Regions from separate parts of the Mus musculus genome. Here regions 1, 2, 3, 5, 6 and 7 are each linked to region 4. Evidence: chromatin loops called from intact Hi-C (ENCODE). Cell type or tissue: heart. All regions are shown on one strand.

Region 1 (4,000 bases), 66 kb after region 4:
ATTCATATTCACATAAAGAAGTAAGCATACTTAATTGATACCAATTATTGACTGATTATCATTTTCTTCAAGCGGGGTACTTTTAGCTCGTGAGGAGGAGTGGGCTAATCAGACGCCAGGATTGATTGCATCATTGTGCAGTACGTTTGCTGTCAATGAGTTTTGCTCCGCCCACCCCAGACATCTGCAAATATAGATGAATAAGCAGTTACTTGGTACTGTGGGACTCATCTTAAAACACATTTTAACTTCCACTTTTGTTCTCAATAGGATGCTTACCAAGGATCAAAGACCATTGCTTGCATCAGTTTATACGGATTATAACCCCACATCCCTCATATGACACCGAACCAGTACTATCATGAATTATCATAGAAAGTTTCTTATTTCCAGTACTTATTTAAATAGATCATCTATGGGCGAGGATTTTGTTTGCCAGTGTGTTTTAGAACAGTACAAAGAAAACATGAATGAGTGACTGGGTAAAGAACTATGGCATCTCATTTAATCCCCAAAGTAGAATTAAAACCTTTATTTTTGTTCTCATGGGTTACAAAATTCAAATTCATCCATGTATGGTTCCTGATCTATACTCTAAAAGATTCTCTTACTGAAAATAGCAGTTTCTACATAGTTATCAGAAAAGAGGAAAAATATTGGCTACGTGGAGAAAAAAAAAGGTACAACAAAAAACAAAAACAAAACAAAAACAAAAACAAAAACAAAAAACCCCCTCTAAAAAACAAGAATGGAGAACATCACCTTACATAAGCCTAGGTATTTTTATTCATTAGCATTTGTCAAGATTCCGTCTTTTATCATGTCTTGGCAAGAACTTAGAGTTTATTTTTAAATTTTCTCTCAACACAAGCTACTCCATTGTCTTCTTGTGGTTTTAAGGAAGATTGCCAGTGGGTGTGGTTAGGTTGTCAGAATCAGTCATGTTGTTTACTTCGGCTTTAATTGTGCTCAGACAATGATCTGTTTTACACATTACACCTTGACAAGCTCTGTGTAGGACAGTATATCTCAATGTGGTTAAAAAGAAAAGAGCAGACGCCTAAAAACACTCATCCATTGATTCCTGAGATGCCCAACACAACCGGTCTCACTATCAAATGGCTCACATATCAAATGTTATATCCCTAGTATGTGATATGATAACAGATTTTGTAACATGTTCCCCTGAAGTACTTCACTGCTAATATTTCTGGTTTAGTGTTGTTTCTCAAAATATGCAGAACAATCACTTATAAAGGAAGTGTTGTTGTGTGCTATCCACAGCAGAGGACTTGGCAAAGCTGATGTCTGAGTCACCAATTCAAAACTGGGAGAACTGGTGAAAGTCATATAACGTCTCTGAGGGTTAGTCGATCCATATGCGTAATGAGTCCATGCACTGTCTTCTGCTCTGCAGGACTGCTGGTAGCTTTAGATGGGAGGATGTTTAGGAACCCACCGCATGCCGAGAAAAATATGAATCATTTCTAGTACGACTATGAAAATGCATTGCTCCATTTTCTTTTAACCAATCTGTCTCTCTGCCTCTCTGCCTGTCTTCCTGTCTCTCTGTCTCTCTGTGTGTCTCTCTCATATGTGTGTTGTTGTCTGCCTGTCTCCTCATGTGTAAGTGTGTGTGTGTGTGTGTGTGTGTGTGTGTGTGAGTTCTGCCTGTTTATCTGCCTGTGTGTGTATGTCAGTTTGTATGTCTGTGTATGTGTCTGTCAGTGTCTGTCTGTCTTTCTGTGTCAGTGTCTGTCTGTCTCACTGTGTGTGTTGGTGTCTATCTGTGTGTCTGTCTGTCTGTGTGTCTGTGTGTCTGTCTCTCTGTCTGTCTCTGTGTGTGTTATTTATCCATGCACATACATGTGCACATATACAGGTCTGAAAACAATCACAAACACCAGTCCTTCTTTTTCACTTTGTTCAAAACCTTTCCCTTTGTTTTTCTCTCTATATGCCAGGCAAGCTAGCCCACACCTTCTGGGGATTCTTGTCTCCTCTTTCTGTCTTGCCACCCTGGGAGCTCTGGGGTTATCAAAAAGTGCCAGCTACCTCAGGATAGCTCCTGCCTGAGTTACCTAAGTTCTGAGGATTCAAACTCAGCGCTTCATGTTTGCACAGCACTTTATCCACAGAGTCGCGTGCCCTTCCCACTTCTTTAGTCAATCTATCTGTTCCTCCATTAGTAAACACAGTAAAGGCACTTAATGGTCAGCAGTGTTGTGATATGAAGTTAAGCAGTGGAGTGGGATGCATCCCACAGCTAAAGGTGGCCCTATACTAGTGACTGACTTTGTTATTCCTCAGTTTCCACGTTCACAAAGTGGCCATGCTAGTATTTCCTCCTCATAATGACAACACAAAGATGAAATAATTTCATAAGCATTACGTACTTATAACAATCCACAATATAATATGTCCTTTACGTTAAGTTAGCTATTACTTTTTATTATATATTGATAAAATGGTCCCCAGATATAAAACATGATAGATTAGAAAATAAACAAAAGTCCTGAGGATTAATTTTTAGAAAATTTTGTGTTTAAAATATGAGTAAATATTTCATCAGAGGGCATGTTCTTTACCAAAGACAGATAGTCCTCAGTTTTGTAGAATCCAGCTCTTCCATGGAGGTTACAGACTGGCAGAACAGTGCCCAGTCATTCTCCATTTATTCTCATAACTCGTGCAAGCATGCTTTAGTAACCAGATCTGAGTATTCATTTCTTCCACAGTGTGTGGAGCATGGCAAGTATTCACTACATGTCTGAGTGGATGGAACTCTCAAGCACTGGTGACAGACTGCCTCTCTTTGCTGAGCGGGCCTGGCACACGGAGACTGTCAGTGCCTCTACATCGTCCCTATGGATGCATCACATCATGAGAGAGAACTGATACAGGTCAGAGTCTGTTCTATTTTAGTTACGGGATGTTTACCCATAATTCACTTGGACTCTTAGAGGAATGTACCAATGAATAGAGCCACCAACACATTTTGATTCATTACTGTCACTTGCACATTGCACCCACCCACCCCATTCTTTGTAAGAGGAGCTGTTACTACTGGTGAATGGGATACACTGAAGTTCATTTAGTGACTCAGTGATTCATATGAGATAGCAGAAACATACAAGGCTGATTAATAACTGATCGAAAGGTCCCAAGGCAGAGATCATCACTACCAGTCAATAGTCTCCTTGAGCCCCTTAGTTTTAAAAATCAGAGGTCACAGAGATCGAAAAAGAACTAGCTCTTCAAACGACCATTCCTTTCGTATTCATTGAGTCAATGCCGTTTGGGTGTGGATGAGTGTGTGTACACGTATGTGTGTGTTTGTATGTGTGTGTGTGTGTGTCAGTGTGTGTAGAGACCAAGGGATAATATTAAGTGCCTTTCTCATTCACTCCTCACCTGACTTCTTGAAACAGGATTTCTCACTGAATCTGAAGTTCACTGATTTGGACAGGCTCCCGGCCAGCAGTCTCTAGGGATCTACCTGCCTCTGCCTCTCCAGTACTGAGACTGGACCCTCACACCACTGAGTCTGGCTTCTTATGTGGCTATGGGGATGCAAATCAGGGCTCATACTTACAAATGAGTCCTTTACTGACCAAGCCTTGTTTCCCAAACCCTTCTTTCAACACACTTTAATATGAACATTTACTTGGGCTTCTTTCTTAGAAATGATGAGTAAGCTCGCTCACAATTTGCTCTTACCAAAACCCTGGAAGTTAGCATGCATACAGAAAGAGAAGACTAATGTGTCCAAGTTACTGTCCTTATAGCAACAGTGGGATCAACAAGAAAATCCAGCAATTCCTACTTGAAAGGTGGTATGCTGGTTTCTGGGGCCTTCAAATGTTCTTAGAGAAAGTTCTATTTACATTCCAAAAGCACCAACTCATAGGTTAGCCTGAGAACTATCCCTTAAATAGAGGAAATGGCTTGAAGTGAATTCCTGCGTACCTCTGCTTATTTATTCAAGCATACTCTGTGT
Region 2 (4,000 bases), 140 kb before region 4:
AAGTGGGGAGACCTTGTAAGGAAGAGGGAGTATTAAAATATCCAGGTGAAATATTCAGGCTATATCATAGGAAAACCAAAATCCTTGATTAATAGCCTTATTATTCTGTTCTTGACAAAACAGTTGAAAATTAACCAGCATCCTTTGGAGTTAAGGCAGAAAACACCAGGTCAAGTTTATATAGCTCTAGTTTTGCCATGGTAACCAACCCACTTGAAGGCACCCCATCCCTGAGTCCACTGCTGCACTGTGTCAGCTATCTTGTTAGAAAAGACACCATGAGTTTTCCCATAGTCTGCAGTAGTTTATCTGACTAACAGTTCTTTTCTAAAGTTCTAATGTAATGCCCAGATGACCTCTAACACAGATGAAAAGGGGACAAAGGCATGCTCCCTGATAATGTCTGTTTTGTTTGTCAGTAAGAGACACCGATCTCCTTCCTGTGCTCACCCATGTCTTCCTTCCGATACTATGATGGAATCTTTTGGTTATAGTGTATAGTGAGCATTTCAGTCTAGTTAGGTGGCAGAAGGCATGACCACAGCAGGGTGGTGAAGAGGTTTGACTTCACAGGATTCTACCTTGCTGGCATTATTTTATGGTTTGCTTTGTAGCAAACTTCTCAAGAGTCCTACATTTCAGGTCTCTTGTTTCAATATGATTTGAATATCATAAATTTAACGTTGACTTTTATTATAATGAGATAATACTTGCTTCTGGGATTTTGCATGATCCATTTTGATTTTTGTGGTCTGGGAATTGAAGCAAAGGTTTTGCATACTTTTTAAATTTTATTTTAAGTTGCTTAAAGTATTTAATTCTCTGTCTCGCTCTTTGCCTGTTTATCCGTCTCCCTTTCCTCTCTGCGTCTTTGTTTGTGTCTGTGTCTCCTCCCCCCACTCACGTGTGTGCACATGTACCCACACCTGTGTGTGCATGTGCATTCAAAACTGTTAAAATGAACAACGCCTTCATCACTATATTTCTTAAATCACGTTTTATATCCACTCTCTCCAGGACTTTCTAGCTATTCACTTCCCAGAAGCCACTGAAGTTTAGTATTTGAATTGACTTTTTGCTTCAATACCTAATGGACTTACAGTCACTTAACAAATTATGATTGCATTTCTACTGAAAATGAGGTCTAGGATAGAGGCTTGGAAACAATATGTTAGGAAAATACAATCTACACATTGACTCATACCTATAATTCTAGTATTTAGGAAAACAAGCAGGGAAATTGCTAAGTTCCAAGTTATCCTGTGCTATAATGACTAATCTTGTATCAAAAATTATAACTAAACCGAACAGCATTTGGTATGACTCATCCCCGCAAATGCCTAACATCTTATTCAAAGGAGAAAGTGCCTTGTTCAGACTCTGCTCATCCCATGCGGAAGAGCTGCTCAGGGTCATTGTTTTCCTCTGTGCATTTGTGTAAATACTTAGAAACATTCTCTACACAATAAACCTTCAATGATGTGTTCTTGATTGCTTCTAGATACTCTTAGCCCCTGGGAAGTGCATGTTACCAGTGGTTGGATTGTAGGTCAATGAATTTAACTAATGGGGTCTCTCTCCCTTCACTTAGGCATACAGCATTTGAAAAACAATTTTTTTTTAGAACAAAAAGACATAAATGCATTATTCTTACTTATACAAAATTATAGTTTTTGTTTTGTGGTGGTATCATAACCAACTATGCTGAAATCATTAGTCATCTGCACACTTTAAGATCTGAGCACTTTAGGGAAGAGCGAAGGCCCAGTAGGTAAAGGTGCCTGACAACTTTGAGTTCAATCTCTGGTTCCCACAAGGTGGCAGAAGAGAACAGAATCCCAAGATTTCTCTGCCGTCCATACATTACACATGCTGCATACACCGCAGACATGCATAGGCATGAGTGTACAAGTGTGTGCAGGTGGATTTCCATGCACATCCACACAACGAACAGGCCATCTTCAAGTGAATTAATAAACAACTAAATGTACATTTGCTAGTAGTTTACTGATGGAAGTTGTTCGGTGCAAACTTATTTTAAAACAGGAGTTAAAAGTGTTCACAGTCCTCCATTAATCATGTGCCTGTACGAAGCTGAATTTCCATCTTCAGTGATTTTGCTTTTATTAATATTGTGATTACTAAATGAGTAATCCCCAGTGTGCTCTGTTATATGTTTGCTATATTGAACAAAGGGTTATTGTTCACAACCATTTGATTTTCCATTTTTATTTACCATTGTTTGCTTTTAGATGAGCAATGCCTCGTCCCTGGAAACCAAGCTCTTTGAGGAATGGGGACAGGGAGGGATTTATATTTATTTTATCCTGTGTTCCGAGTCTAACAATAGTATGTCTCCATTGTAATTTATCAGAGGGATTTTTCAGAAAATAGTTCAACTGAATCACAGGTTAATGAATAAACAGTTCTTCTGAGCTTCCAGCCTTTATATCACAAAGCATCTGAAAATAAAGGAAAGGTCTGTGAAGTTTTTCTATGCTGGTAAGCGGATGAATCATTTTATCATGCGACTGATAAGTTTTTATGTAGTGATTGGCCCATCTTATCTTGTGTTTTAGAATAAACAGAATTACAAGAAAGCATGAGTATATACATATTAAACTAAAAAGATGCTTTGCTATAAAACTTCCATTCTTCACACATACATAATACAAAATAGTGTATCTATCTTTAAAAGAAAGATCAAATCCAAAGCAAATCTTTGAGGAAGAATGAAATACTTAAGTATTTTAATTGTAAGTCATTCTTTGTCTAAGGAGTTCTACCTAGGGTTGTGACTCATTTCGATTACTGTGATAAAGCAGAATGACAAAAAATGTACCTTATGGAGGAAAGGATTTATTTCTATTTGTAGTTGTAGTCCCTCAGTCAGGGAAGTCAGGACAGAAACTCAAGAAAAGCAGGAGTCTGGAGGCAGAAGCTGATACAGAAGCCAAGTCTTGCTCACCCTGCTTTCTTGCAGCATCCAGAACCATCAGCTCAAGGGTCCTACCCACAGGAGGTTGAACTCCCCTCTCCTCACATGGACCACTTGCTAAGAAAAGGTCCCTTTAGATATTATCAAGAGACACAACCTCACAGTAAATTCCACTTGCAATCTTTTCTCTCCCTTCCCCCACAGTGTTCACTGAGCACGAGGTAGGGAATTGGTTTTTGGATCCATTAGGACTGAGCCCCAGACCTCTGCATTTTGATTGATGATAGCTTCTGTAGTGGTCTCAATCCATTACAAAGAGTTCTCTTGCTGGGGATTGAAGACTACACTAATCTGTGGATATAAGGGCACATGTTTTATAGACTGTTAAGAATTATGCTGGTCTAGTAGATGAGGGGCTACAGATTCATCTCTGCTAACAATGATTTGGCTAGTTGTGAATAATTAAGTAGCCACCCAATACCATGCGTAGTTTCCCTCTTGTTGAGAGGGTGTTATATCCGATTAGAGAGTTGTTGGTTATTGCTAAGGTACGTGTGCCACTACTGCATCGTTAAGGTTATTGTGCCATGATGGTCATTAATGCAATTTATAATCATCATAGTTGGGTAGAACTGGGAGTCGTTTCCCTCCTTTGGGAGCTTACATGGCACTTTCTGGTACCATAAAAGCTCATTGTCAGGGATGATGCATTTATGTCAGTTCCAGCTCAGGGGTCCTCGAGCCTTATTTCCGTAGTCCATGGTGTCTTCAGAAATAGAAACTTACCCTTCACTCTTCAGGAGCAACTGATAGCAAGAGCCATAGGTTGTATCTTTTGGGGATCTTTTGTACAGTCCTGGTCAACAAGTCAGAAGAGGACTGCTTATATCTGCTCTTGGAGGTTTTATTAGTAATGCCAGAAGCTACAATCATAAAGTCTCATCAACATAACTGCCCAAATGTGAACAAGGACACCAATGGGCATGCCAAAGTGAATGGGGAAAACCTACAAGGCCTTGACTCTACACAGAGAACTAGAGACAACTGAGAAAAGCTGAGAGC
Region 3 (4,000 bases), 260 kb after region 4:
TCCCTGTCCTGGCCTGTGCTAGGTTCCTCTATTAGCAGGTGTATCCGATCTGTGGTCTTCCCTGGGCATTCGACTTTATCAGTCTTTAATGTGGAGTTGGGCTTTTACTTCCATGGAACATAAGCCACTACCTTCTGACCTTGGTTTCTCCTCTTACTATGTTCTAGCACAGAATAAAGGCTCAGGAATGACCAGCCTCTTTGGGGTCTCGTCCTAGGGGTTCTAGCCTTTCTTTTTGAACAGCAAATTATACATAGTTCCCATACTAGGATATTAGATAGACCTAAGGCTGGAGACATTCAAAACAGTGAGCCGCCTTCTCATCCCATGTCAAGGAAATGGTCCTTTCATTATCAATGTGTTTTGCTCTTCCCATAAGTAAGAGCTCATAGCAGAGCATTTATTTCAGTAGCCCTGTTTGCACAGGTTTTCAGTGACTCAGAATGCTCTACTGCCTGATGATTGAGAAAGGGTTGAGATACACTCCTGTTGTCCTGGCTCCTTATCCCAAAGCTCCTGCCTGTGTTTGTATGGAACCCATCTCCAGCACCACCACACTGTTGAGATGGATACACTGTAAACCCCCGGGTAGCTGTTAAAGTCATGATGCAGACTTCAGGATGTTCTGTCTAAAGTGAAAATAAATATTTTTATTAACAAAATAAATAAAGTCCTTAAGCTTGGTGGAAACAATAAAGTGCAGGGCTTGATGTCTGAAGTTAGTTACATTTCATGCTTTACTATTCACCATGGAGTTTGACATTATGAAAATTACATGACCTTTTTAAACCTCAGAATCCTCTCCTGACATGATATTAAGTGACTTCTACCTAAAAGGTTGATGAATTAGACAGTGTAGAGGTCAGGGTGAGCATGGATAAATGTGTGTGTGTGCGCGCGTGTGTACATGTGTGCACACACTCAAGCTTCACCTCCCTTAGGGGTCAGGGAGTGATATAGACCCAGCAAAAACTGTGCTTGTTATGTAAATTAGATCATGATATAGAAGTAAATGACATCATTGTCCCCAAAGCTTAACAGGATCCAGTCCGGGAAGGACAATGTAGCGTTTACCTGGTCAGTGTCTGCCCATTGGTTGCTTATAGGAAATCTCATCTCGTTCCAGACCCAGATCTTAGTGGAAAGGGCTGGAAAGCCATGTTCTTCCCCCAACTTCCTTAAACACCCTGAGTCCTTCTCTGACTTCCCATACCGCTCATACAATACAACTCTACTTGACTATAGCTGGCCTTGGCTAAGATAAGTCTGCAGCCTTTCTATTCCTCACAGCCTGTCACATGACCTGTCCTGGGCCAGTCTCTCCACTCTCACACCTGTCCTCTCATTCCCAGATCTACTCAGTACTACCTTGTAGCTATCTCACTACTGAGAACTTCTCCCAGTCCCTTTCAGGTAAATGTGTCTTACCCTGGAACCTGGAGCAGAAAAAGAACATTCATAAAAAGGAAAGGAAGGAAGGAAGGAAGGAAGGAAGGGAGAGAGGAAGGAAGGAAGGAAGGATAGAAAACTAAAAAATTCAATAAAGTAATATACTAATGTTAGTTTCAATCTTGACATGAGTTGTGCTATAAGAAATTATGAAAGTCTGAGCAGAAATTATGAAATTATGGAAGTATGAGCAGAAATTGGGTGAGAATTATCTTTGTAGCTTATCAGAAAAATTAAAATTAAAAGTTCATTTAAGAAATGAACACCCTCAGCTTTTCTGCAAGATTTCCTTCTCCACTACAAATGCCTCTCCCTGCTCCTGCCCCTTCCCTTGCTTTCCCTGAGTGACTGTACTGTGCCAGATTTTCTTCATCTGTCTAATAGTGAGAGTGAGCATAAGCCATGGTTAAGAATCTAGGCAGAGGTGTTACATACAGAGTATGTTCGTGTGTGTATGTGTGTGTGTTGGTATATACATTAGGATGTATGTATGTATGTATCTGTGTATGTGTATGTGTGCGTGTGTGTATCTGTGTGTGTGAGTATATGTGTATGTATATGAATGTGTGTATCTGTGTGTGTGAGTGTATGTGTATATGAATGTGTATATGTGTGTGAGTGTGTGTGTATGTACATTAGAATGTATGTGTGAGTGTGTGTATCTGTGTGTGAGTGTGTATGTGTGTGTACATGTGAATGTATGTGTGAGTGTGTGTGTGAGTGTGTATGTGTATGTGTGCGTGTGTGTACATGTGAATGTATATGTGTGTGTATCTGTGTGTGTGAGTGTATGTGTGTGTGTATGAATGTGTGTATCTGTGTGTGTGAGTGTATGTGTATATGTGTGTGAGTGTGTGTGTGTGTACATTAGAATGTATGTGTGAGTGTGTATATCTGTGTGTGAGTGTGTATGTACATGTGAATGTATGTGTGTGTATCTGTGAGTGTGAGTGTGTGTATGTGTGTATATATGAATGTGTATATGTGTGTGAGTGTGTGTTTGTGTGTGTGTGCGTGCATGTGTATGTGCGTGTGTGTATGTGTGTAGGCTGAAACACAATCTTCGGTATTGTTCCTTAGGAGCTGTCTTTTCTTTCTTTCTTTCTTTCTTTCTTTCTTTCTTTCTTTCTTTCTTTCTTTCTTTCTTTCTTTCTTTCTTTCTAACACAGGCTCATGTTCCAGCTCCTCCTTTGTGTCATTCTTGTGGATGACACAGAAGGACAAATTTGATGTGACTGTAATATTTGGATGGCTCTAACTATGTTGTTTTGCTTACGTGTGCTGGATGTGAGGGGGGAGAAGTGGTTCCTAGTCTGTAACATTTTCTTCTTAGACTCTACTTGTTTAAACGTCAAAGCAGAAACTCAAGGCAGGAACCTGGAGCAGAGACTGAAGCAGAGACAATTAAGGGGGGCTGCTCATTGACTTGTTCCTCATGGCTTCGTCATCCTATTTTCTTACACAAGTCAGGACAACCTGCCCAGTGGTAGCATTGCCTACAGTGTCTTGGGACCTTCCATAGTAGTTATTAACCATGAAACCGCCCCACAGGATTGTCTACTGGCCAGCATGATGAAGGTATGTTTACAACTGAGGTTTCCTCTTCCAAGATGGTCCTAGCTTTCATCAAAAAAGTAACCAGAACCTGCAGCCACCTAAACCAGTGTGACTGTTTTCATTTATGAAAGATTAGTAGTAGTAGTAGTAGTAGTAGTAGTAGTAGTAGTAGTAGTAGTAGTAGTAGTAGTTTATAACAATAACTTTTTTTGAAAACCTATTCCATGAAAAAGTAGTAGTAGTAGTAGTAGTAGTAGTAGTATTTTATAACAATAACTTTCTATTGAAAACCTATTCCATGGAAATTTTCTTATGGAAAATTCACGTTTAGAACTATATAAATGTTATTCTTCTCCCAACCAAATATTTTAGACAAACTATACACAGCATAATCCCTTCCCTCGTGCCCTCTTAGGTAATGCAGCAATGACGCTTTGAGGCCAGAGCTCTCATGGAAGATTTGTATCACAGTCTCCTAGGAACATTTGGGTTTTCAACATTCATACCCACACCTGATTCTTGGAGACTCAAATTTTGTGGACATGTGAAGAAAATACTTTTTCAAAAAAAGTGAATAAGCCCTCAAATGGTATTTCTGCAGAAACCTCATTAGAAACTATTGCTCAGGACCTCTGGTGTTTCAAATGAGCCGTTATTTGAAATTCAAGAAGTTCCTTATTCCACGTGGCCTGCCTCTAGCCCATCTGTGAAAGTCACCTTGCAATTTGCATAAAAATACAACTGTCTTTAATATTCAGAACAAGGTACATAACTTTATAAAATGCATGCATTGTAATTATTGAACGCAAATTTACTCTAATAATGAAGAATAATTATTTTAGGAACACATAAAGAATTCAATCTTAAGTTTTTCTGCTGTTCGGGTTTGATCAGAATCCATGTTAGTTAATGGACGTGTACTAGGGGCTGTTCTGTGTAAGTAACGTTTCCATCAGTCATCTTACAACTCTCTTGAATGATAAGAAAGCCTCAT
Region 4 (4,000 bases):
CAGGCAGAGATAACATCAGATTTTAAAAGCAAAGAAGTCTGGATCTTGCTTGTGTCCAGTTCCCTTACACTATTCTCTCTCTACACATTCAGAGTGGCCCAGAAATTTTCTTTGCATCTCTTGGATTAGGAGATTTGACCATAGGAAAGAGAATGTAACCCCCTCCCTCACTGCAATGGGTTATTTTATTGATTTTTTTGAGCTCTTTCCAGTGTCTTCTTTTTCAGGGACAAGAATGTGAATTTCTAGAAGTAGCCTTAAAGGAAACCTTGAAGGTCATTAGATTCCACACAATGAATGCCTCCATTCAATAAGAGCACTGCCCTCTTTTTGCCTACAAACCCTTTATCAGCAGCATGCCCCCCCCCAAAGGGCCTGCACTTTAACTTGGTCCAAACAGGTCACATTTCTAAAATACTTAACTGTCTCAAATATCTCTGGTCGGCAGCACTGAGTCACTACTGCTGCCACCTCCACAGTGTTTCGGGCTAGATCGACCTCTTTCTAGTTTTCAATGGAATTATTCCATGTAATCCTATTTACACAGCCATTTAATCAAAGCGGGAAAAGAGATTACAGGGCTCGCGCTCGTTTTGCAAAGAGGGCGCAGGGATCATCAATCCTACTGACTCTCAACTGCTCTCTGCTTTGGCGTGTTGGACATTAACCTTGTCCGTCTCCTGTTTTCTTGTTTAAATAAGAAGACTTGGTTGGACTCTCTTCCTGTACCAGAGGCTGCTGCACTCAGAGCCGCCACCATTATTCATGTGAGCGGATGCTACTTTTAAAAAAAGGAATAGGTACCCCACCCTTGTTTATTATTCCACCAAGCAGAAGGCATGTACACACCAAGCAATCACGGCGAAACTTTTCTTTGTTGCAGAAACCCTTAACATCCTCATTTCAAGAGCAGGGATTTGAGGTGTGATGCTTTGGGGTAAAACTAACCTGCACGCAGGGCCAGATACCTGCCTTCCCTTTCTCCTGAGCCTGACTCAGGGCAGCTGCTCTAAGCAGAACACCTCCAGGATGCCAGGCCATGCTCCCTCCCCCTATCTGTTTCCAAGCCAGGAAAAGGTGCTTTATTCTTGCTGTTTCCTCATGGGTCGGTATCCCAGCCTAGATAGCTATTTAAAATAAGACGTCCTATGAGTAATTTAATAAATTACCTCCAACACACTGATGCCTTCATCAATGCTGAAAATGAGCACAAAACCTCCCATCCCATCCCCTTCCATACATTTCAGAAATTTACATCACCTATAGAATGGAGGGAGCAGGGCACCTGAAAGAACAGCTTTACCCAACCTGCTGCAGACAGAACACTTCAGAAAGGAAGAACCATGAAGAGGTAGCAACCGCGAGGGTAGAGGGTAGAAAGAACTATAGAGGAGAAAGAATTACTACAGTGGCTCTTTCCACACATACACCCTCCCCCGTCAACGAAGAAAAGACATAATTGTACCCCCGGGCTATGTTTTATGCATAAAGCGCAATTTAGAGACCCTGGGCATTATCTCAATAACTATCTTTAGGAGGTGCACATTAAAAAAAAAAGGAGAAGTAGGAAGAAGAAGAGGGAGGAGGAGGAGGAGGAGGAGGAGTAGAAGAAGAAGAAGAAGAAGAAGAAGAAGAAGAAGAAGAAGAAGAAGAAGAAGAAGAAGAAGAAGAAGAAGAAGAAGAAGAAGAAGAAGAAGAAGAAGAAAAGAACTTTTGCTGTTCTGTAATGGGAGAGGTTGTCTTGTCATGCAGTGTGGAAGTACTACTACTCCATCTAGAGCTTTCTGGAGGGCCCACCCAGAGCTGTGAACCCGGCCGACACCGCAGGCTGCCAAGTTTTCCCCGCCTGCCGGGCAGGTTCTGCACCCCGCCTGGCGCTGCCGCCTAGGAGCTCTGGGTTGGCTTCGCTCCAGCGGCTGAGCCCGCGTCCGCACCGCGTCCCGCGCCCACCTGGGGACTGCACAGATAAATCTGCCTGCGAGAGCGAGCGAGGGTGGCGCGTGGGAAGCTGTTTCATAATCTCCCCGAATCCACGGGGAAAGACCTCCGGTCCAAAAAAATTAAAAAATTAAATAAGAAACCCAAGCCTTCCCGGTGATAACTCCAACACCCAGGCGGAGGAAGCGTAGCCTGCATCGGCGGTTTGCCACTGACAGCTTCAAACTTCGCAGCTGCGGCTGCAAACTTGCCACAGGCTCACTCTCAGCCCTGGCTCTCCCCAGCTCCCGGGCTCACCCCTGGGGCGGCGGCTCGGGCTCTCACACCACGCCTGTCTCTCCCACACCCTCCTGGCTCACCGGGAGGGCGCAGCCCCACATGGCCTGGTTGCCGGTCCCAGAGCGCGCCGGGCTCCCCGGGGCTCCCGGAGCGATTTTCTTGGAAAGCTTCCGAGCTCCTCCCGGGCGTGCCCTACTCACTTGTGTCTTCTTCATAAGGAAAGGCAGCGCTGCGATCCAGCCCAGGCAGCGGTGTGGCGACTCCGTTTAGCTGTTCTGGAGCTCCAGCATATTGCACCAGCAGCGGCTGCAGATAGTCCCAGCATTGGGTAGCTCGAACGCAGCGCCCCGTCCTTGGCCGTTGCTTTCCCGCGGCACTCTCGGTCCCGGTGACAGACAGCAAATGAAGCCCCGGCTGCTGCGCCGCCAGCGCTTTTTATACAGCTCCCTCCCGCCCGCCCGCCAGCTCCGGACACGCCTCCTTCCCTTCCGGAGCCTCGGGGAGGAGAGCCGCGCACCGAGTCCAGGCTGGGAGACCCGGGAGCGCGCTGAAGGGCGGGGATCTTCCCAGAGGTTGGACCGATCGAGCCTGGTGCGTCCCCTGTCTGGGTACTGGCCAGAGTCCCTGAGGCACCGGGAGTCTCGGATGCCGCTGAGCAACCTGCAGTAGCTGCCCTGTGCCCGGCTCCCCAGTCCGCAGCAAGCTCACCAGCACTGTCCGGGTACCCTCGTTGCACCGCGCACAGTGGAGAGGGTCCTGGCTCAGGAGCCGCGTGGTCGGATAGACTTCACTTGGTTCTTTTCCCCTACCTCGCCTCAGGGAAATAGAACCAACAACCAAAAAAGTTTAATTACAATCCCATTGTCTTAGCTAGTTTTTCTCTTCTCTTCTTTTCTCTTTTCTTTTCTTTTCCTTTCTGTTCCGTTCCTTTCTCTTCTTTCTTTCCTTCCTTCTTCCTTCCTCCCTTTCCTTTTTCCTTTTGTTTCTCCTCAGTTACTTTAGTGAGAAAACAAGTGACTCAGGATTAAATGGTACTAAAGGAGATGCTGTTTTCAACAGTTTACTACAGAGCCTTTGGAAAACAAAATTGAAAGAAAAAGATAGCTTACTAACTGCGGGTTGTTCTCACAGAAAGGGTTTTGAAAGGTCCACTTTCAGATTAGGAAAGTTTGTAAAAATCAGAAAGCGAACAATGGCCATAGTAACACATCTCATAACATTATGTGATGGATCTTTTATTACGTAGTAGGTGTTGTGCAAGAACTATTCATAAATTATCTCTTTTGCCCATAGGCCTAGTGTGTGCCTGGTGAGTGAGTGAGTATGTGTGTGTGTGTGCGCGCGCGTGCATGTGTGTGTGTGTGTGTGTGTGTGTGTGTGTGTGTTTTCCATGTTATAGATTAAGAAATAGCCTCAAGAGGTTAATTCCCCCCCCCAAAAAAACCCCGAGAGTTGTGATTCAAATCCAGAACCTTGGACATACTGCCCTAAAAAAAAAATAATATGCCAAATAAGAATGTTCTTTTTCTCGAAGCCCTTCAATATTTTTAAAGGTAATTGAGGAAAACGAAAAGGCATTTTGTTATTTTTATAAGGAAAATATTAGCCTCAAATCCCCATCAGTAATTTTTTGGAACAAGTATGCTGTCCAGTCATTCTTATAAGAGAGGAGTATTCCAAATTTGGTTTGAGAAGCTCACTTGCCATTGTTAAAAAACAAACAAAACAAAAAGTTAATATGCCAAACTCCCTTTGCTAGTTGCCTACTTGTGCTGCGAGAATT
Region 5 (4,000 bases), 330 kb after region 4:
CCATTCTAACCAAAACAAATCATTTTCGGGAAGCTGCCTGGCTCCTTGTGTATTCACAAGGATATATGTGCCCCGAAAGCTTCATAGAGCTGGAGCCAAGTTCGGTTCTTTCCATCATCACTCTTTGTACGGGATTTTATGAAAATCAGGTGTGTAATACAAAGAGTCTAAGAAAATCTGTTGGAGCTCTACTCAACTTCTGAAGTTCTGGCAGTTAAAACTGTTAAATGCACTTAGCTGCAGGCAATATCGGATTCGTCCATCTACTGCTGTAGCCTGAGCAAACTAATGGCACAGCCTCCAAGTCCAGCTCTTTTCTGATTTTTATAAAGTTTGGCTAGATACAAGTCATGCACACTTCTTACATTGTATCTGCAGCTGGCTGCTTCAAACTAGAACGACTTGAGGTATGTCTTCATTGATATGTCAGCATTGACACAGAGTCGATGCCACCTCTAAAACTTGAATAATTTATCATCTGATTCAGAATGTTGTTGACCTTAGAGTACCATTAGAGTATTCTGGATAAAGTCCTGGTGGGATCCAGACAGCACATCCTCTTATTCTGCATCTCAGTCTGTGGGGATGGAATGGCCATTTCACCTGGGTAGCCTAAGACCATCGGAAAACACAGAGACTTACATTACAATTCATACCAGTAGCAAAGTTACAATTATGGAGAAGTAACACAGATAGTTTTATGGTTGGAGCGTCACCACAACATGAGGAACTATATTGAAGGGTTACAGTATTAGGAAGGATGAGAACCACTGCTCTTGGTTAGTGCTGAACCTACCTTGAAATTGAAAGTCAGGAAATTCATAGTTTCCTTTAACTAGCTTTATCATTCAGATCTCCATACCCAAAGAAAACTTCCAATGAAATAGTAAGACATTTAACTCACCTTGTCTTTTAGGCAATAATGTCTGGAAATAGAGCAAATAGCTCACCTGACAAAAGCAAATATTTACTTGACTAGTTCCCATTCACAGACAAGATCAGACTATGAGCTCAGCAATTTAAGGTACACCCCCTAGAAATACACATGGCATATTTAAATGATATATATTTATGGTCAGCTATCTTAAGACCTTAGGATTCTCAATGCATCTTTCTCATTCTAGCATGTAGCACAATATATAGTGTGCTATGTGAACACACATTGGAATATTTGCCTGAACAGACAAGATTGAAGTTATGCAAAGATATAGACCTTTGCTTGAGTTATTGAACAGATTACAAATGAATTTTTCCTTTCCAAAAGAAGTGGGGGGAATCACTTCACAGGATTTTTTTTCCTTAATGCTCCTGCAAAGATCAAGTGTTTGCTATGGGCATACTCTGCACAACTCCCATTGTTTTTGTTATATAATGGTGTTTCTTCCAAGATTCATGCTAAGTCCTAGCAGCCAACATCCAGACAATGTACAAGTTGAGCAGAATCAAAGAAGTGAAGGGCAGTTAGGATTTCCACCATATAGTCCTCACCCTAGGAATCCTTAACTTGGTTGGATGAAGGGTGTAGCAATTAAAGATGGACCCATCTAGATGAAAGCAGTAATTAATGTATCATCAAGGCACTCTTTGGGAACATGAAAACACCATGAACCATGTGCCTAGTCAAAATCAATCTTCCAGTTATGTGTCTCCGCTTAAATGCAATGATAATTTTGGAGGGAGGGTTACCATTTGAAATACTACTGAGATGAATCACAGGGAATTTGTGGATGTCATTCTGCATTGCCCATTGCAAAAATCTTTTCCCCTGGAGAAGTGAGCCAGCTTAAGAGAAACCCCTAATAAGAAGAAACTAAGCAATAGCGTCCTCTGCCACTGGAAGTGAAGAGAATATGGACCTGGAGTGAGGGAGAGGGGGGAAGGATAATTTGGTTGCACATAAATACTGTGAAGGGAAAAAGGACAGGCATCTATTTTTAAGCCTGTGTCCTGGGAAACTATATTCCCTGTGCTTAAAGCCAAGAGCCTTCTTACACAATAAATAATTCAGAAACCCCACAACGAGTGCCTGGCTAGGACACCTACTTCCTGCAAGCTGCCTTTTCAGCTAATCTTGGAAAAGGCCATGGATCGACCTGCAGCTCAGACGGAATCTCTGCTTTCCACCTAAGGATTAGGAGCAAGGCCCTCAGCCAGAGGACATTAGGCGGAAACCAATACAATCCTGACATTGTTGGGGCTATTTATAGCTTATTGTTTCAAGAATTTGGAAATGACTGGAGTCCTTGTGGCAAACTTGAGATCTCATGTATGAATTTGGCAGGCTCTTTTCCTGGAGCAGAATTCAAAAACAAACTCAAGATACCGTGCACTATTGAAGGGAAATAAGACAACCCCAAACTCCCTTCTTTTTGCCCTTCTGGGTCTCTCAAGTTCCTTCCCTGACATTCACCTCAAATGACTTTAGTGAAAAAGTCAGTAGGTTTGAAGTTCTCACAAATCCCAACTTTTTCAGGGCAAAAATGCAAGGAAGCAAGATGCTCAAATGCTTGCTGTTCAGTTGATCACTGAATTTAGTGTGATCTGTGCAATGCTAAGAGATTCACATGTATTGATGCAAGTCAATGGCTAACATGCAAATTACAACTTTGGTGGAAACCCCAAGATGCCATTGAATGCTAATTTATGACTCCATGGAAAGGCACTATGTACCAAGGCAATCAAGGCTACATTGTTAAAGGATGGAATGTCTGGTGTTTGTTTGTTTGTTTCTTGTCTCCTCAGACCCCAATTTGTGGTCCTTCTGAGCTCTTGTAGAATATATATAGTCAGTTAAAAACTCCCATAAAGGCAGTAAGAAAGGTGGAGAAATGTATTCCTCAAGGGAAGAAGAAGGAGGAGGAGGAGGAGAAAAGAAGAAGGGATAAAGAAGAAAGAAGAAGGGGCAAGGGGAGGGGAAGGAGAAGAAGAGAAAGAAAAGAAAAAGGCATTTTTGTGTGAATGGCAATTTTTTCTTTCTTTCTTTCTTTTTAATTTCTGCAAAATTTTAAAACTCCTCAAGGTTACTGACATATGCAGGTGAATAGCAACATGTTATTTCATTATTTGCTGGGCTAGAGAAAGAAATGAGATAAAATTCTTTGGGGCCTTGAAAATTGTATGTCCCATTGAAAAGCCTCTATAAATCTGTCAAGTAAACAGCAGGTGTCCCTACCCTTTGCTCTCACTCCTCTGCATGCGACCTCAGAAAGAGCAAGCAGGAAACGTCCTTGTCTACTGATATTTCCTCGGGCTGCCAAATGCTTATTTGCCCCAAGGGGCATTTCTGGGGTCTGCAAGGGAAAATATTTCAACTATTATGGCTGTCAAACCAGATGGCTTGGACACAGGTATTAGGTCTAATGACAAAATGGGAACCGGTCGCTTTGATCAAGTCAGTTTTTATTACTGGGAACACTGACAGGTGAACCAGGCTGCTGACTGGAACTGCACTGAAAGTTGGGATGGAGAAAAGTAAAGTTTTAAAATCATCTCTTTACAAATAAGGGCATCTAGCTACTAGTTTTTCTAGATAAGCTGTGGTCTTTGATCTAGAGCAAATGCCTCATGGTTATGGAGGTCATGGTTCAGCAAAAAGTAGAATGCCTGGACGTTGGTTGTGATATTCACCTACCTTCTTTAAAACCAGTGTGTTTGGAAAAAGATAGAAGGTGTTATGACACAGAGAAATTAGCTGTTAAATATAAAGAGATACGTTCTTTGAATGGGCTTTTCAAAACCTAGAATAGATATGATGATTCAGTGTTACAGCCTCCTTGTCTTCCAGGTTCTGTTGCCCAATGTATCTATTAGTTCTGTTATACCTCCCATGATTCTTAAAATCCTGCTTTGTTCTCCTATTAATGCAGGTTACATCTCCATAGCGCCTTTTATCTCCTAGCATATTGCAAACATCAATTAGCTGAGCTACCCATCACCCCTATGTGGGTAGAAATACCCTATTATCCTAATTTGAAAGCTGGGAGAAAGAGGTTAAGTGAGG
Region 6 (4,000 bases), 66 kb before region 4:
TTTTCAAGTTCTCCTGACCACTCTTCCCCAGTTTGCTTTTCTTTATGCTATGAGTGAAACAATACATTAGATACTTCCATGATGATTCCTGTTAGGTAACACATTCTTTGATATGAATGTGAGCACCACAGTAGATTGCTTTATGCATTGCTATCTAACTCATGAGTGACATCATACATAGCCAAGCTGTGATATGTAAGACCTGTGTTTTACAAATGAAAGAAGAAGGGGCAAAATAAATAAGGATGAGGGAGGGGAGGAAAACTATAAAAGGATGTCCACCTTGCAAAATAAATTAATAAGTAAAGGATTAAATAGTATTTGATTTTGCAGTCAGGTTTTTCTTGACATTGGTAAGTAGGACATTCTTTTGTTTCTAATTGTGGTGGTTGTAGCCTTCTCAAACTACATAATTATAATATTCAATACATTATATGAAACATCTATTTTCACAAGTTAGCTCACAGAGAGAACAAATATGTAATTGCTAAATAGAAAGAAATATACAAACTGAGACCCATTAGTGATTTAATTTCTAACATTTGGTTTCTCTAGTCTGGGAAGACAGGACTCCATTCACTAAGGCTCACAGCTCTCTCTAGAGATGGAAGTTCAGGGTTGTTGAGTTGGGTAAATTTGGATAGTCATACTGGTGGAAATAAGCTGTATGTAAGAAACATCACAAACCTTTTGATGAGTTTTAATTAATCTACTAGACAAATAATAATCTGTACATGCCCAGGGAGACACATAACAAAATCTGGCAAAAACACAACTCTAAGCAAGCAGACACACTAATAGTCTCATGGCAATGAAAAAAGTCTCCTGCACAGATTGTTCAATAGTCATATTACTCTAGAAACAGCTCAAAATTCCCAACCTTAACAATGAAGTTGCCACCCACCCCATCTTCATCGCCCAACCCTGTGCCCTTATCCCTAACCAAGTTTTAAAACAATCCTGGAAAGGAAGATGAAGCTTATCTATAAGGAAATGAACCTCTCACCAAGTGAAACTCAACTTCTTCTAAAAGAATGCTACAAAATTCAGAAGCTATCTAATAATATAACAGCCTCAATGTATAACATATGCTTAAAAAATTACTGATTGTTTAGAGAAATATCTGACCCCAGCCAGGGAGACAGAGAGAGAGACAGAGACAGAGAGAGACAGAGAGAGAGAGAGAGAGAGAGAAAGAGAGAGAGAGAGAGAGAGAGAGAGAGAGAGATTAAATGCTAAGATGGAATACATGTTCAACTTAGGTGGTAAGAATGTAAGACAAAAAAAAAAGAATATGTCTTGGTATGAAGAGGGAACATCTCTGCACAAAAATTCCAAAAAAAAAGAAGAAGAAGGAGAAGGAGGAGGGAGAGGAGGAGGAAGAAGAAGAAAAGGAAGAGGAAGAGGAAAAACAGCATAAAGTAAAATATGTCCAGTATAGAGTACAGAAAAAAAAGCAATACAATGGTGATTTTTGCATTTCAGATACAGTATCTGTGGAAGAAAATGCCATAGTGTCTTTAAAGGAATAAAAGGAAATTTTATTAACCCAGAATTTGCTATGTAGTAAAAAGTACCTCTTGGTGCAGCAAATAGTACAGACATTTCTCAAAGAAAGGAAAAGAGATTTGTTGCCAATAGATCTGTTTTACAGGAAATACTAAAGGGGTTCTACTTCCTGAAAAGAGTTAACATCAGGTTAGAAGGGTGGACTGAGGACAGAATGGAAGGTACAAAAATAACATAAAATGTAACATATATTTTTCTACTTGAAAGGATATATAGTTGCTTCAAACAACCATTTGAAAGCTAAATATGGGAGTTTATGGCTTAAGAGTATGACATTTAAAAACACAATAAATTGGTTCAGGGAAGGCCCACGTCTTTCTTGAAGGGTACTAACCAATGCAATAATATTAACTCTAAGAAAAATGTTATAAGTGAAAATGTACAATTTAGTTCCAAAAGTTACTATAAATAACACAGGGAGATAGTGAAGCTCAAATAGAGAGGATATGGATCCCTGAGAAGAACAGGGCTTGAATGAAGAAACAGAGGATAAAAACTGGAACCAGAAAGTGGAAAAACTGACAGATCCAAGGTCAGTCATAATGACATGAAATAGGAAGAGCTGAAATACCCAAGGCAGCTGGGCGTGGCACCACAGGCCTGTAACCCCAGCACTTCAGAGGCCGAGGCAGGCTGATTACAAATTTGAAGCCAGACTGGTTACAAACTAAGAATTTGTTTAAGAAAAACAAAAACAAAAACAAAAAAACAAGAAAGAACAAAACAATGCACGTATGCATAGTTTTGAAAAGCAATAGAAAAACAATATACAAAAATGAGTGTGACTCAGTTAACAGTGGTGCAAGGGCATTTTTTTCACCCTTTAAGGAAAGAAATTAGCTTAACATCAACAATGTCATTTTTCCAACTTAAGAATCTGGGACAGGTTAAGTGAGTTAAAAGCAAAATATGGAGGATGAAAATGGTAAACGTTAATATCAAGGAAACAGGAATGGAGCATCTAAGATGCTAAAAATGGCTCCTTTGGAAAGATGAGTAGACAAAAGAAAAGATGACACATGCACACCAGGTCCAGTCCCTTTGTGGAATGTGTCAGATCTGATATGTTATATGAGTGCAATTCACAATTTTCTGTTTTGGAAGACCATCGTGAAAACATTGGACATGGTAGACTGCTAGCCAGGGAGATCTGGCAGCATCCTTCCATTGGATGTATTAAATATCTACACTGTGAAATGTATAGATTTTTTTAAAAGAGGGATAAAAAGACTATATATAGCTTTATTTTAGGTCCAGGTAAAGCTTTGGTAGAAAAACATTCTCAAGCATGTACTTCAGAGATTTTTCTTTTAAAGATTGAATAAGCTATGGTGAATCTGTGCAAACAGAGACCGAATATACACAGTAGAGTCAAGAATCTTTATACTGATCATGGCACAGACTTGCAAATACGTCAGTCTTCCAGGAACATGGGTTCTAGGGCAAAGGGGACAGAAATTTCAGGGAAACAAGTCCATTCCTCTCCAACACGCATTCTTAAGTAGTATAACAGTGTCAGCAAATTTCCAAACATGCACTAGTAAATATGGAGACGCAAAACTGAAAATATCTTTGAAAGTGTTGAGAGTTAGCGCATGCACTTGAAATTTTAAAAGTCCATTGTGATCAGGGACATTCTCCACAGAGTTTATTTTAAGCCTACAATGATTCAAAAGAAGGCCTCTGTCGTAATTTTTTTCAATTAATTTCGTACCTTATTTAAAATAACCTTAGCAGAAAGTTTATTGGCCTAATTCCTTCATGGTCTTCATAACCTCCAGGGAGATCCGATTCTCCAAACCAGATATTTAATTGTCAGGAAGACCATACAAGGAATAACAGCAACAGAACAGTATTATTAGTAATCATTTATAAACTTGGTTTAAGTCCATGCAACACTCCTATAGGGGATACTTGGAGCCATGCATGCATTAAATCAGATACGTGTACTTACTATTACTGCTACTGCTGTCATTCCTAAGGGAGCTGGCTGCAACAGGGGGTAACATAAATGGTTTTGTGACACTGACTCTGGAATCTAAATAGAAAGCAATAATGTGTCAGTGTTACATGGTGATTTATATGAATCACAGAGTCCCCCAAAGGCGAAGTGCAATATCACTGTATGTGCTGGGTCTGCCTCCCAAGTCTAGGTTATGCAGTTCCTATTTATTTCATACTCAGTTCAGCTGCTCAGTTTTGTCAAGAGATGTGCCATAGTCATCTTGGAGTGATGGCTTATTGCATACAATACCATGCTTAGAAACGTGAATAGTGAAGAGCTGGTGGTAGCCCATCATGATTTTAAAGGAAAGCAATGAAGTTAGTTCCATCATAGGGACCCAGCTCAGGGAGAGTTGGGATCCAGAATGAACTGGTGAGGCTCAGAACTCAAGTCTCAGAGATAGACCCTTAAGGAAAAGGTATGAGA
Region 7 (4,000 bases), 150 kb before region 4:
GTTGGCCAGTGGAGATATGTAGGTTCCCCAAACAGTGCAGGTTATTGCCTTTGCTCTTGGCTCTCCTACAAACCTTGATAGCAAGACTGTATTGCTGCCATGCTCACTGAGCCCTCTGAGCCAAGCCAAGCTGCCCTGAGCACCCTGCCGTCCCAGAAAGACCTTCATTCTCCTGCTACCTCTCCACCCACTTTCATTGGACCTGAGACTCCTGAAACATACAGCTCAAAGATATCCATCAGAAGCCTTCCACACCAGGATCAGCAAGGCTCATCCCACTCCCATACCTACAAAGAGAAGAACATCCAGGGTCCAAAACCAGATGGCTAAAGGCCCTTGAAAGAACACAATCAACAAAAGCCGGGGTAATATGACCCCTTCAAAGCACAGCTACCTTGCTATTGCAGGCCTTGGATATCTTAACACAACCCAAACACAGAAAATTACCTTAAATCCAATCTTATAAAGATGATAGAGGCCTTTAAAGAGGAAGCAAATAAATCCCTTAAAGACAAACAGGAAAATACAATAAAACAGGTAAAGGAAATAAATAAAATTGTGCCAAACCTGAAAGCAGAAATAAAAGCAATAAAGAAAGCACAAACTGAGGGAACATTGGAGATGGACAACCTGGGGAAGAGAACAAAAACAACAGATGCAAGCATCACCCAAAGAATACAGGAGATGGAAGAGAGAATCTCAGGTGTAGAGGATAGAATAGAAGAAATTGATATATCAGTCAATGAAAATGTTAAAGCTAAAAATTTCCTGACACAAAACATCCAGAGAATCTGGGACACCATGCAAAGACCTAACCTAAGAACAACAGGAACAGAAGAAGGTGAAGAGTCCCAGCTCCAAGGCCAGAAAATATTCTCAACAAAATCATAAAAGAAAACTTCTATGATTGCTGAATATCTGTCCAGGCCCTTCCAGTTTTTAGAGTCTTTGACCCAAAGAAAGAGATGCCTATAAACATACAAGAAGCTTATAGAACACCAACTAGACTGGACCAGAAAAAAAAAATCATCCAGGTACATAATAATAAAAACGCAAAATCTACTGTAAAGCTATGGTGAGCCTTAGCTTACCGGGGACTCCCTGAGTGAACAATGCAGAGCCGGGAATCAATATAAGAAGCAAGAGGAATTTATTGTTCTAACATGTTGGGCACACAGCTGCACATGGAGAGAGAAAATGACCATGTGAGTCCCGTCCAGCGAGCCCTTATACCATTCTCAAGGCAGCGGCCATTAGGCACAAGGTGATTGGCAGAACAGTGTGACTTCTAAATTGATTGGTCTTTAGGGAATGAGGTAGGTGAACAACGGTTTCGGAATGTGTCTACCAGCTCTGGGTCTCCCTACCCAAAGATGCAGCGGGCTGGTAGGCTGGTGGGCTGGTGGGCTGGTGGGCTGGTGGGCTGGTGGTCTGTCCCTCCTCCCTGTGGTCTGAGGAATGTAATTAGAGCCCCTCCCTTGCAGAGGGGAGGGTTGTCTATATTCTTTATGACTTCTCTTTTCCAGGAGGGGAGGAGTCCAGTGGAATTTTCTAAAGTTTCTGAGCTGACCTCTTCACTACAGAACAAAGAAAGAATATTAAAAGCTGTAAGGGAAAAGGGCCAGATAACATACAGAGGCAGACCTAACAGAATCATACCTGACTTCTCAACAAAGACTCTAAAAACTGGAAGGGCCTGGACAGATATTCAGCAATCTCTAAAAAAAACCACAGGTATCAACCTAGACTACTATACCCAGCAAAACTCTCAATCACCATTAAGGGAGAAACCAAGATATTTCAAGACAAATCCAAATTCAAACACTTTTAATCACTGTTTCTATTTCTTTAGGGTTGTGGGACTATAGTTCATGAAGCTCCACCTATAGCTGAGGAGCTACTAGCAATTAAAAGTTACTAAGGAACTAAAATCCTTTTTCTTCAGGGATATAATCCTGAAGAGGTTCCACATGCACCAGTAGGTGGCTCTACACCCATGCCCATATAGGCAGAACAAAGCCAACTCTGTGAGTTTAAAATGGAGCACATGAAATTTGAAAAAAAAAATGATTGGGGGATAGAGAAAGAACTGAAGGAGGGAAAGATGTGGGGGTGGATTTGATCAAAATACATTACAACCATGTATAAATATCTCAAATAAAAAATTGAAATTAAAGGATATACTGTTTCTGAATTGATTTGTCATAATTTAATGAGAAGAAAAATTTTTTGCAAAGTTCAATTTATTGAAGACATATGAAAAGAAAAATATCTATGCACACATCTATCAATTTAAAATATCTTCCAAAGAAAATTCTGGACATCTTTGGTATTTATTTCAAACATTTAAAGGAGTTGCAGCATCAGTTTCACACTATTCTGCTAGTACCTTGAGCCTGGGAGAGAGGAAAATTAGCTCTCATTCAGGACTGGGCACAGCAGTTACTTCTCAGCACTTTGCCCAGTTGTGAGTTTCTACATTCACTGTGGTCCACTGCAAACAGAAACTTTTCTCACCAAGGCAGAGAGCAACATGAATCAAATTGTTGGTTCCTATATGGGCTCTCTTGAGTTTATTCCACACCCCTGAGAGGTTCTTGGTGGTGAAATGATTCACAATTTTAGCATAGATTTTTTTTTAATTTCAAATACTTGGAAAGGCATCTTAGGCTCTCTCTCTCTCTCTCTCTCTCTCTCTCTCTCTTTAAGAATTATTTATTTTATTTGACATGTATGGGTGTTTTGTTTACAAGCATGCATATGTACCATGTGTGTGGGTGGTACCTGCAGAGGTCAGAAGGAACCAGATTCTCTGGAACTAGAGATATAGATAGTTGTATGACTATAGATATAGATAGTTGTATGACTATAGATATAGATAGTTGTATGACTATAGATATAGATAGTTGTATGACACAATGTAGGTGTTGGGAACAGAACCCAGGGCTTCTGCAAGAGTAGCATGTACTCCTAACAGCTGAACCATCATTTCAACACATTGGCAACCCCCATCTATTATATCACTCAGGAAACCTAGAATGCACATAAAATATAATGTTTGGAAAGATTTGGATAGGTCTATTGGTCATTATTGGAATTAATTTGCACTTACATTTAACACTGTATTTACATAATCATATGTAAAATAATGGATCAGATTAAAGTCATTAAGCAGAAAAAACAAGTTCTGGAAAATCTATATGCTATAATTTGATTTTTATTCAACAGCAAAAGATTTTTATGTATATGTATATACAAGACTAGACAATGTGTGGTCCACAATATGGAGACTAAAAGGCACATATGGGCAATTAACATTTGCATTAATTAAAACTAAGTTATAGTCATAAATAACAGGGAAACTTTAAAATACATAAACATATGCAAGTATAATTTGTCAGTTTATGATTTAAAATTGAAACCTAAATAAATAATAAATGCATAAAGTTTTTATTTTAAATTAATCGCCTCAGTCACATTAACCACAATACCATACTAAATAACATCAGATAACTTCTATCACTGTAGAAATTTCTGTTTGCCATTCCTGCATTAGGAAATTCTGGAAATTACACACTAAACTCACAGCATCAGGGCTGGAGAAAAGTACGAAGTGACCATTAGTATCTCACTGTACATTTCTGATCATTGGTTTATTTAAAACATATGTATGACTAAGCAGTTCTAACTAGGTAAAGTTGAACTCAAGTTTCCTGCATGACTCCTATGCTTGGGCTGTGTCTTTTGAAGCCTTGTTACAACAATTTCTCCTATTCTTTGTAGCCAAGGATTTGGCAAGACATTCAAGGCCTACAGTTGAAGTTTTAATCTTCACCAAGTGATAGGACACGCACATGATTGAGGAGTGATGTTCAAATACTTGAAAGATATGAAAACATGTAATTAAATTCTAACCTTTCCTATTAGGCTTCCCATCCCCATCACTCATAGCTGATGACAGAGCTGTGAACATTGTGGTTGTTCAGAGCTGTTTCTGTGT

Evidence for each region. Hi-C counts contacts between places; a loop is a spot of excess contacts. Peaks named below come from ENCODE experiments on the same cell type or tissue, not always from the same donor. Only the 100,000 strongest peaks of a DNase experiment are listed, where the experiment ranks them.
Region 1: it touches region 4 in a loop (4-fold over the local background); 6 of 42 quality-filtered maps call a loop at or near these places.
Region 2: it touches region 4 in a loop (3.0-fold over the local background); 13 of 42 quality-filtered maps call a loop at or near these places.
Region 3: a loop joins it to region 4, with 2.2 times the contacts of the local background. A loop is called at or near these places in 4 of 42 quality-filtered maps.
Region 5: it touches region 4 in a loop (6-fold over the local background); 5 of 42 quality-filtered maps call a loop at or near these places.
Region 6: a loop joins it to region 4, with 2.0 times the contacts of the local background. A loop is called at or near these places in 2 of 42 quality-filtered maps.
Region 7: it touches region 4 in a loop (3-fold over the local background); 6 of 42 quality-filtered maps call a loop at or near these places.

The regions. Positions count from the first base shown.
Region 1 is chr10:99,948,830-99,952,829 of GRCm38, reverse strand. No RefSeq gene overlaps it. Among named protein-coding and RNA genes, the nearest start is that of Gm35437, 48 kb to the right of the region's middle. In heart, no CTCF peak of the experiment used is centred here; no DNase peak of the experiment used is centred here.
Region 2 is chr10:100,150,867-100,154,866 of GRCm38, reverse strand. No RefSeq gene overlaps it. Among named protein-coding and RNA genes, the nearest start is that of Gm35533, 8.7 kb to the right of the region's middle. In heart, a CTCF peak has its summit at 1,806 (motif pointing right); no DNase peak of the experiment used is centred here.
Region 3 is chr10:99,753,080-99,757,079 of GRCm38, reverse strand. No RefSeq gene overlaps it. Among named protein-coding and RNA genes, the nearest start is that of Gm35206, 4.4 kb to the left of the region's middle. In heart, no CTCF peak of the experiment used is centred here; no DNase peak of the experiment used is centred here.
Region 4 is chr10:100,014,453-100,018,452 of GRCm38, reverse strand. Kitl (kit ligand) reads right to left here and starts at 2,632. Exons shown (of 10, transcript NM_013598.3): 1 at 2,418-2,632. The coding sequence starts at 2,432. In heart, CTCF peaks have their summits at 1,837 and 2,808; DNase peaks (open chromatin) are centred at 1,922 and 2,792; H3K4me3 peaks cover 3,181 bases; H3K27ac peaks cover 1,946 bases.
Region 5 is chr10:99,685,320-99,689,319 of GRCm38, reverse strand. All of the region lies in intron 4 of Gm35101 (a long non-coding RNA gene), which reads right to left. Among named protein-coding and RNA genes, the nearest start is that of Gm35101, 27 kb to the right of the region's middle. In heart, a CTCF peak has its summit at 2,237; a DNase peak (open chromatin) is centred at 2,089.
Region 6 is chr10:100,080,464-100,084,463 of GRCm38, reverse strand. It overlaps Kitl (kit ligand), which reads right to left. Exons shown (of 10, transcript NM_013598.3): 6 at 3,524-3,607. Among named protein-coding and RNA genes, the nearest start is that of Gm35533, 62 kb to the left of the region's middle. In heart, no CTCF peak of the experiment used is centred here; no DNase peak of the experiment used is centred here.
Region 7 is chr10:100,169,025-100,173,024 of GRCm38, reverse strand. No RefSeq gene overlaps it. Among named protein-coding and RNA genes, the nearest start is that of Gm35533, 27 kb to the right of the region's middle. In heart, a CTCF peak has its summit at 1,978 (motif pointing right); no DNase peak of the experiment used is centred here.